2 separate regions of the Homo sapiens genome follow, and region 1 is linked to region 2. A link is a contact called in ENCODE Hi-C or POLR2A ChIA-PET data. All regions are on one chromosome and are shown on one strand. The core of a region is the stretch at or near the end of the contact, and the rest is flanking DNA. Distances in the headings are between cores, read along the strand shown.

Region 1 (4,857 bases), core at 1,173-3,672, 230 kb after region 2:
AACTAATAACCATGACTGTAATGCTCCCAGATTAATTTACAGTTTATGAAGCCCTCTCCCATTCTTGGTCTCATAAGGGCCTCATCCCAGCCTGTGGAGACAGGCAAGCAGGCGTTCTTGGCCTATGTTATTTCTGAGAAAACTAAGTAAGAGTCTATAGGTCTCATGCATCATATAAGTCTACCCAGTTAGTGAGGAACCCCAGCTAGTTCTGACTCAGGGCCCAGAGCTCTGTCCTCCAGGGAGAAAGAGATGAGCCGGCCCTGAGCAGGGCAGCTAGCCTGCTTGTTCTAGAGGAGAAGCTCAAGACATCAAATGGTGAAAGGTTCATCTTCCCCATGTTCAGTCTGGACGGAGCCTCGCAGTGAGGCTAGTGTGAAGAACTGTGGTCAGCAACGCGGAGCTTAGAGGCTTGGCCTTGGGTGGCCCAGAGTGGGGCAGGCAGGACAGAGTGACCTTGAAAACAAAGGAGCAGGAAACGCCGAAGAAAAAAGATGCTGAAGCGGCATCATCAAAGGCGGCCGTGGAACTAACTCAGCAGTGAAAGTGAGCCAGGCCCAAGGCAGAGGTGATGGGCCAACGAAACTCCTCACCGCATTCACCGTCGCAATTGGAGACATGATTGAGGCCGGCCCACCTGCCGCATCTGCACCTTGATCACGGAGCTCCTCCGAGAGAGGTTTCCAAATGACTCGGCCCTGCTGCCCCAGGAAGGAAGCCTTCGGGGCTGCAAGGTGGGGGCCACTGGGTGGGGGCCAGGCACCTGAGAGTAATTGATGACACAGCAGTAGGGGACAGGGCTGCTGACACAGTGGGACCGGCGCTGGAGGTGGCAGAGATGGAGCAGCCACCTGGCCTTACCTACCCAAGGGGGACAATGGGAAATCCCGCCAACGGCTCTTGTGAACAGAGAAGCAAGTGCCAACCCTGGTGCCACAGTTTATGTCCTCTGTAACCTGGCCCCAATTCCCCGCTTTTGTTTCCCAGATATAAATATTTATAGAATGTCAGCCGGGCGCGGTGGCTCATGCTTGTAATCCCAGCACTTTGGGAGGCCGAGGTGGGCGGATCACGAGGTCAAGAGATCGAGACCAGCCTGGCCAACATGGTGAAACCCCCGTCTCTACTAAAAATACAATAATTAGCCAGGCATGGTGGTGCATGCCTGTAGTCCCAGCTACTCAGGAGGCTGAGGCAGGAGAATTGCTTGAACCCAGGAGGCAGAGATTGCAGTGAGCCGAGATCGCGCCACTGCACTCCAGCCTGGGTGACAGAGCGAGACTCCGTCTCAAAAAAAAAAAAAAAAAATTTTATAGATTGTCTACTGTTTTTTCCCAAATTTATTTCTTGGTTCCCCCATTGGGGGTGCACTGTCCTCCAGCCAGTTGAACCCCAGTAGCGTTCCCTCTTTTTGGTGCCCTCCACCCCCTCTGCTTAAAGATTTCTCCAGTTCCTGGGAATTCGGGCGCGGCCCTTTCCCATAATATTCCTCTGGATTGACCGAAAAGCCTAAATTACTCCTCAAGGGCCCATTCTCAGGTGCCCCTTTTCTCGTACAAAGAGACTCCTGCTAAATTCAAGGTTAAACCGTTGCGCCCCGGCCACCCACAACGCAAAGGTGAGATCGGGCACCCTTAACCTGTATTTTTTGAACCCTGGCAGCCCCAACGCTGATAAGTGATACTCTAATTTCCGCACTAAGCCCATATCACAGCCTTTGGGTGACAAAGCCATTTATGATTCTTCCTTCCTCCCCTTTCCTCAAGAGCTTTGCACCCCACAGGAGTACAATAACTGTGTTTGACAGACTGGCTGAATGAATGAAGAGGGAGTGAGGTTGGAGCCAGTGGAGGGTGGGGTGGGAAATCTGGGGTGGGTCTGAGTTTGGCTCTCCTGGGTGTTTTTCTGTGGCCTGCCTGTGGTGCTCATTCTCATCAGGAGAAGCAGAGGAGCTTTGGATCTCAGCTTGGATATCAGTAGCTGTGTGACAGTGGCCAGTCTCTCTTCTTCGCCCTGTGTAAATGGCACAACCCATCTCAAAGGTTATTGTGAGGATCAATGCGTGATCAATACACGAAAACACTCAGTGCCTATTAGGTGCTCAGTAAAGTTTGTTGATGAATTACACAAGTGACAGTAATTTTTTAGTCTCTTTTTTGAGGTTGGGGTGGGGGTGGGGTGGCCATCTACCCTACTCTTCCTTTCAGTACTGACATCTGTGACCTTGTCAGGTCTTTCCTACTAGATTATAACCCTGCACAGTGCCAGGAACGCAGGGCAGCGCGAGCAGTCAACAGAGGTTTGGTGAATGGATGGATGAGCACATGTGTGATATGTAAATCAGTAGTCTCTGGAGTGTAACATCCTACTTCCGATTAAGCAAGGTGCTCTGGAAACTACAGGAGCATAAGTGGCTGCTGTTGCTGTTGTTCTGCCTCTGGACAAGAGGAATTCATGTCTTCTGGGTGGTGATCCAGCTCCACGATCCTCCAGGGTCCCCTGCTGGCTACTGTGGGGGTGCTGCTGGGAGAGAGGCTCAGCTTGTCGGTGAGGGCAGTCGCTCTTTGCTGCAGGCTGACCCAGAAAACAAACTGGTGCTTCTTGCCCCTCCCAGGCCTGTGGTGGGGAGGAGAAAGCCGCAGGGCACTGAGCCCTATGAACCAGTCCAGTGTCCAGAAAAGGGACGATGGCCAGGCTTCAGGGCTGTGGAACTCGCTGTTCTGGAGGCTGAACCCGGGTCAGCTGCAGAGGGGACTCCTTGGGCTGGGCAGTGGGGAAAGAGAGCAGCCAGGGAAGTGCCCAGGGACAGGAAAGAAGGGGCCCCAAGCTGGCCTCAGCAGCTTTCTGTGCACGCAGTTTCTTCTCTGAGGTAAGCAGTTTGAGCTCATCATAGAGAAGGTCTCAGAAATGAACAGTGCCACAAAAGTCTTGTGAAAGGCTTGTCTGTCATCTGAGGCTAGTGCACAGTGACGCGGTGTGTGGGGTGTGCCCTTGAGAGAAACCGGCTGTGCTGCTGCCCAGCAGCCACTGAGCTGGAGGAATTTGCCGTCAGAAGACCCTAGGGAGGCCGCAGTCTCTCTCCGGCCTGTTTCTCTCCAGGCAAACTAAACCTGTGGGTAACTTGCTTCCAGAGGGCTGTTCCACTCTTTCCTCTCCAAGCTGGAGGTCTCTGGTGGGGGTTTCCTACAGCCCTGCTAAAGGCAGAGAGAAGCGGCGAGGGTGTTCTCTTTGCCCCGTCCACGTACAAAACAGGCCAAGGCTTTGGGCTGTGTGACCTGGAGCCATGTCTCAGAGGGCGCTGGGAGCTCTCCAGGCCTTTCTCCAGCCCCCACATTTGTGTTTAGCTGGAGGCAACCTGAGCCTGCGCGGGAAAGTAAACAGTTTCGTTGTTTGGGAAGCTTTTATTAATAGTTACAGATTACACTTTCTTTAAAGGCTTTAAAGAAAACAAGGTGTAATCTGTAACCAATTTTTTTTTTTTTTGAGACAGAGTCTCACTCTGTTGCCCAAGCTGGAGTGCAGTGGCGCCATCCCGGTTCAAGCAATTCTTTTGCGTCGGCCTCGCAGGTAGCTGGGATTACAGGTGCCCGCCACCATGCCTGGCTAATTTTTTTGTATTTTTAGTAGATACAGGGTTTCACCATGTTGGTCAGGCTGGTCTCAAACTCCTGACATCAAGTGATCCACCCGACTCGGCCTCCCAAAGTGCTGGGATTACAGGCATGAGCCACTGTGCCTGGCTTGTAACTGTTAATGAAAGCTTCTTCCAGCATTAAAAAAAAATCTAATTACATAATATTTTTAAGTTAAAATATTTTTAAATTTAATAATTGTTATTATTATTTTTTTTTTTGAGATAGAGTTTCGCTCTTGTTGCCCAGGCTGGAGTGCAATGGCACGATCTCGGCTCACTGCAGCCTCCGCCTCCCCAGTTCAAGCGATTCTCCTGCCTCAGCCTCCCCAGTAGCTGGGATTACAGGCATGTGCCACTACACCCAACTAATTTTGTATTTTTAGTAGAGATGGGGTTTCTCCATGTTGGTCAGGCTGGTCTCAAACTCCCGATCTCAGGTGATCGGCCCGCCTCGGCCTCCTAAAGTGCTGGGAATACAGGTGTGAACCACCTCGCCTGGCCTAAATTAAAAAATAATATTTACCCATTGTTTTTGTAAATGACTTTGCAGTAGAAGCCCTTTGGTGGGGACTGTTCTATGCACTATACAAAAGATAAAGTTGGCCAGGTGTGGTGGCTCACTTCTATAATCCCAGCACTTTAGCAAGACAAGGCAGGAGGATTACTTGAGCCCAGGAATTTGAGACCAGCTTGGGCAACATAGGAAGACCGGTCTCTACTAAAAAAAGAAACCAAACAAACAAATTAGCTGGGCATAGTGACGCACACCTGTAGTCCCAGCCAGCTACTTGTGAGGCTGAGGTGGGACAATTGCTTGAGCCCAGGTGTTCAAGACTGCAGTGAGCCCTGATTGTGACAGAGTGAAGCATGAAAAAAAATTGTAAAAAAAGGAAAATGTATAGTTTTGCTTTCTTTCTTTTTTTTTTTTTTTTTGAGACAAGTTTTGCTCTGTCACCAGGCTAGAGTCCAGTGGCGAGATCTCGGCTCACTGTGACCTCTGCCTCCCAGGTTTAAGGGATTCTCCTCCTCAGCCTCCAGAGTAGGTAGGTCTACAAATGCGTGTCACCATGCCCAGCTAATTTTTTTTTTTTTTTTTTTTTTTTTTAGTAAAGACAGGGTTTCACCATGTTGGCCAGGATGGTCTCAATCTCTTGACCTCATGATCTGCCTGCCTTGGTCTCCCAAACTGCTGGGATTACAGGCATGAGCCACCACACCTGGCC
Region 2 (5,095 bases), core at 2,596-5,095:
AGTTACATGAGTCTCCCTAGTTAGTCCTCCCTCTTTTTTTTTTTTTTTTTCTCTTTTCTTGAGACAGAAAGTCACTGTTGCCCAGGCTGGGGTGCAGTAGCGAGATCTTGGCTCACTGCAACCTCCACCTCCCAGGTTTGAGTGATTCTCCTGCCTCAGCCTACCAAGTAGTTGGGACTATAGGCATGCGCCATCATGCCTGGCTAATTTTTGTTATTTTTAGTAGAGACAGGGTTTCACCATGTTGGCCAGGCTGATCTCGAACTCCTGACCTCAGGTGATCCTCCCGCCTCGGCCTCCCAAAGTGCTGGGATTACAGGTGAGAGCCACTGTGCCCAGCCTAGTCCTCCTTCTTTCTTCCATTACTTAGACCTCTAGCACTTACATTCTGCCTTAGAGTCTAGCTGATTGTTTATATGTCTGCTTTTTCCATGCATCAGGAAGCTGCCTAGGGGTGGGAACCATGTCTTAGTCATCTCTTTTCCCTCAAATTCAACCAAGATGCTCCAAATATGCTGAAGTAGACTCCCTGGGGGCAAGCAACTGCAATTATATTAGTTTGTATCCTCCACAGTACTGAAGAGCTTCCTATGCACATAGTAGGGATTAACAAACTTTGTAATTTTAAGAAGTCTAACAGAAAATACTCAAGTATGCTTTGAGAATTTCTATGCCATTTCTGTCTTTTGAAATATCATTCATGCCATACCAGTGGAATGGGAAATCCTGGGGCTTGCTTTTAATTAACAACTTTTTTCTAGACTAAGAGGGGAGAGGTGGGAGGAAAAGGAAAAAGAGTGATTCAGCTGACTGGACAGAGCCACAGATAGAGTCCTGCAAGTATCACAGCCCCAGACTATCCAGAGGGGTCTCATTGTCTTTGTGGCACTATGAAACATTTTTGGGACAGGCTTTGTCTAGCAATCACATTCAGTGGATTGGCCTTGCTCATTGGGAGCCACTCAAGGCTACTTAGAAGAGGTGTGCATCTCAAACACTGTCTGCTCAGTCCAGGGCCACTGACAAGTCAACTGGTCTGTGAATCCTAGGGCCGGCTTCAGCATTCAGGAAAACGCTTTGAACTTTTACCAGGGAAGGCACACAATTTCAAGTGAAGCCAAAAGTCATGTGTTTGTTTCTCCTTCTGATTAGTCTGATCATCAACTGGGACTTTATCATCATGGGAACAAAAATACTCAGATTATCTGACAAGTATCTTAGTAACCATTTTCTGATAGTAACATGTATATGTGGATGATGAATCCTTAGTCTCTCTTGTCTTTGATTACATCCTTCCACCCTCCCCAGGAGGGTGGTGGTAGGGAGGGCTAATGATCTCTGGAGAAGAAAGAGATAAAGCTTCCCAATACCAGGCTGGGAAGGAAGATTTATTAGGATTGGCCTCCTAATAAAAAAGGAAATAGATACAGACTGGCTCTCAGACCTCCAGGGAGTCTCAGTATACTCGTCATCAACAAGATAACTGAATGCTGCCTCCTCTGGGATCCCACAAGCTCCTCCTTTCCACCAGCTTCTGGTGTCTCACTGTCGCTGCCTGTGAAAGGTCCTTCTACTCTTATAATCTACTGAAATGATACTTCTCTTCCTCAAGACCACTTACTCTGGTCACAACTAATTGCTCCCTCCATATGCACCTATTGCCCTCAGTCCTCCTTTCAGCCTCAGCCTCATTATGTGTGATGATGCCTTCCTTGTACACAGATGTCTGTGTTCCTAGCCCCATGGGGACACCCTGTGGAAGAGAAAACACTTGCCTCCCGGGAGTTTCTAGTTTAAAAGGGGCACACGTGCATACACACAACACACACAGAAAAATAATAGCAGTGGGATAAGTACTGAAAATCTGGTGGAATACTAGCAAGTAAATTACGAAAATTTATGTATTTTATACATATCTGGGTTTTTGTTGTTGTTAATTAGAGCCATTTTCAAGTAGAAAAGCCATTTCACATCTGATTTAGTTTGTTTGTTTGTTTGTTTTGAGACAGTTTCCCCTCTGTTGCCCAGGCTGGGATGCAGTGGCATGATCGCGGCTCACTGCAACCTCCTCATCCCAGGTTCAAGCGATCCTCCTGCCTCAGCCTCCTGAGTAGCTGAGATTACAGGCATGTGCCACCACACCCGGCTAATTTTTGTATTTTCAGTAGAGACGGGGTTTCACCGTGTTGGCCAGGCTGGTCTCGAACTCCTGACCTCAAGTGAGCCACCCACCTTCGCCTACCAAAGTGCTGGGATTACAGACGTTAGCCACTGCGCCCGGCCTCACATCTGATTTTGAGGGAAAGAAGAAACTATCTTCGGCTTAAAAACGGTCAACATGACCCTGACTCCTGGAACATGCCATAGAGGGAAGAGTGGACAAAGCGCTAGGCTATTGGAGTCCTTTCCCTAACTCACTGGTGGTGACTTCCTCTCTGACAAATGGAAATCATTTGCCGCCTAAGAGCCTGTCGGGGAATGAAAGGTAATAAAGATGCTGGTGAACTGGCTGGGCGTGGTGGCTCACGCCTGTACTCCCAGCATTTTGGGAGGCCAAGGCGGGCAGATCACCTGAGGTCGGGAGTCCCAAACCAGCCTGACCAACATAGGGAAATCCCGTCTCTACTAAAAATACAAAATTAGCCGGGCGTGGTGGCGCATGCCTGTAATTCCAGCTACTGCCTGTAATCCCAGCTACTCGGGAGGCTGAGGCAGGAGAATCTCTTGAACCTGGGAGGTGGAGGTTTCGGTGAGCCGAGATCGCGCCATTGCACTCCAGCCTGGGCAACAAGAGCGAAACTCTGTCTCAAAAAAAAAAAAAAAAAAAAAAAAAAAAAGCTGGTGAATTGTTGTTTGCAGGGGAACAGGCCAAGCAAAATGCACAGCAACCTGCAGGAGGCCAAGCAAAATGCACAGTGACCTACAGGAAGAAACCTGACTGGGAGTTCCTCAGACTCACAGGAAATCAGTTGTGGGTCTGATTCCTCTCCCTCCTCAGCTCTTTCCAGAGCCTCAGCCTGGAAATCTCCATCTCCTCCTTGTGGGAGCTAGGTACAATGCAGTGATCCACGGCCAAGCTGAAGTCTCGAGTTAAATCCAAGACCTGAGGGTACTCCCAATCCCTCAGTGAAGTGCTGCGCTGGGTTGCCGGGCAACTAACTGCTACAGCTGGGGCAGAAGGTGGGTGGGATGCTGAGAAAAAAATACCAGAATCGAGGACAAGAAAAACAGAGTGGGAGGGGCTTTTCAAGGATCTACGCTTTAGAATTTACACCATCCTTCCAAATCGTAGCTTTGTTTCCGGGAACTGAGTTGTGTTTACCTTGGCTTCCGACTATGTTGGCAACAGGTTTCCTGCAAGAAACAGGCGCGTCTCCACACCCTCGTCCCTCCTCCCCACCCCCTGCCTTTCAATAGCCATCTTCCTGGAGCCGGAGGCATCCCAGATTAAGGGAGAGGTACGGGCCCTTTAAGCTTGACCTATGGAGGCGGACGGAGCTAAAACTGACGTGGAACCGGAATGTGAGCGGTGTCAGACACGTGGTACAAGGAGGCATTCATCTTGGAACCGGGCAATTGGCATTTCCGCTCTGGGTAGTACATCTTTAACATAATGTTAGGGAAGTATCCGTTCTTGGCTGCCTTTCTTTAATTGCGTTTCCAGTACTCTCTCGGTGATTCTACTCTTGAACATAGGATGAAATTTGGAATCACACTTCTCTTCCACTTCCATCCCCACCCTCTAATGCCCATATTAAAAATGGCGGCCGCCGCCTTCCGCAGTAATGGTTGTTCAGCGAACAAGATCCGGGCGGAAACAGTAGATAGGCGGGTGCAGCGGGGCAGAACATAGGTTGCCTTAGAGAGGTTCCCCGGTGTCCCGACGGCGGCTCAAGTCAGAGTTGCTGGGTTTTGCTCAGATTGGTGTGGGAAGAGCCTGCCTGTGGGGAGCGGCCACTCCATACTGCTGAGGCCTCAGGACTGCTGCTCAGCTTGCCCGTTACCTGAAGAGGCGGCGGAGCCGGGCCCCTGACCGGTCACCATGTGGGCCTTCTCGGAATTGCCCATGCCGCTGCTGATCAATTTGATCGTCTCGCTGCTGGGATTTGTGGCCACAGTCACCCTCATCCCGGCCTTCCGGGGCCACTTCATTGCTGCGCGCCTCTGTGGTCAGGACCTCAACAAAACCAGCCGACAGCAGATGTGAGCAGCGGCACACGGGTCCGGGCAGGGGGCAAGGGCTAAGGAAGGAGTGGCTAGGGCAGGGGCGGGAACCGGGGTGCTTGACCACACGTGAAGACTCAGAACTAACCCAGGCAGCCTGGAACTCGGAGAGGTGATGAGCAGAACTTACTCGCATTGGGGAAAGGATGGGTAGGGACCCTTGGGTATATCTGGGACTCTGGCAGTGGTGCTTTCCTCCCTCCGCCCCCCTCACCACTTACCAGAATAAAAAACCGGGAATGAGAAGACCACTTTGGGTTACTGTAACACCTGCACTAGTGAGTGACCACGCCCCCTTTCCTCTTCCCCCTCGCCCCCTTGCTGCTGGGCCACAGCCCAGAATCCCAGGGAGTGATCAGCGGTGCTGTTTTCCTTATCATCCTCTTCTGCTTCATCCCTTTCCCCTTCCTGAACTGCTTTGTGAAGGAGCAGTGTAAGGCATTCCCCCACCATGAAGTAAGTGGGTTCGTGGGGGTGATTGCCTGTGGCTGGGACCTGGGAGGTACCTGAGAGAACTGGGGTTATTTGGGCTTGTGGGGAGGGGCTAAGAAATTATCAGAAAAGACAGGAATTCTTAAAAGGTGGAATGGGAGCAGGCTTGAGTCATGGACCTGCCCGAGCCTCCCCCAGTTTGTGGCCCTGATAGGTGCCCTCCTTGCCATCTGCTGCATGATCTTCCTGGGCTTTGCGGATGATGTACTGAATCTGCGCTGGCGCCATAAGCTGCTGCTACCTACAGCTGCCTCACTACCTCTCCTCATGGTCTATTTCACCAACTTTGGCAACACGACCATTGTGGTGCCCAAGCCCTTCCGCCCGATACTTGGCCTGCATCTGGACTTGGGTAGGTAGTCCTACCACTGCTGCCCCT

Evidence for each region. Hi-C counts contacts between places; a loop is a spot of excess contacts on that map. ChIA-PET counts read pairs that join two places held with the same protein, here RNA polymerase II (POLR2A). Pooled maps may share reads with other maps.
Region 1: a pooled map shows a loop between it and region 2 (2.5-fold over the local background). The contact joins the enhancer-like site here to the promoter of DPAGT1 in region 2. A Hi-C loop is called at or near these places in 6 of 50 pooled maps. POLR2A ChIA-PET finds 5 or more read pairs at or near these places in 4 of 52 experiments (B cell, K562, activated CD4-positive, alpha-beta T cell and 1 more).

What each region holds. Positions count from the first base shown.
Region 1 is chr11:118,868,381-118,873,237 of GRCh38, reverse strand. No RefSeq gene overlaps it. Among named protein-coding and RNA genes, the nearest start is that of CXCR5, 13 kb to the left of the region's middle. RefSeq lists enhancers at 466-655, 2,518-2,597 and silencers at 3,028-3,117, 3,128-3,177. Within about 2 kb of position 2,422, at least 33 of the 41 ENCODE cell types and tissues checked have a DNase peak (open chromatin) inside an H3K27ac peak, as active enhancers do; they include B cell, where a contact is called at or near this core.
Region 2 is chr11:119,100,603-119,105,697 of GRCh38, reverse strand. It overlaps DPAGT1 (dolichyl-phosphate N-acetylglucosaminephosphotransferase 1), which reads left to right and starts at 3,845. Exons shown (of 9, transcript NM_001382.4): 1 at 3,845-4,203; 2 at 4,560-4,680; 3 at 4,855-5,068. The coding sequence starts at 4,043. It also overlaps a transcript of C2CD2L not described here. RefSeq lists enhancers at 2,577-3,289, 3,501-3,810, 2,993-4,192, 4,004-4,717.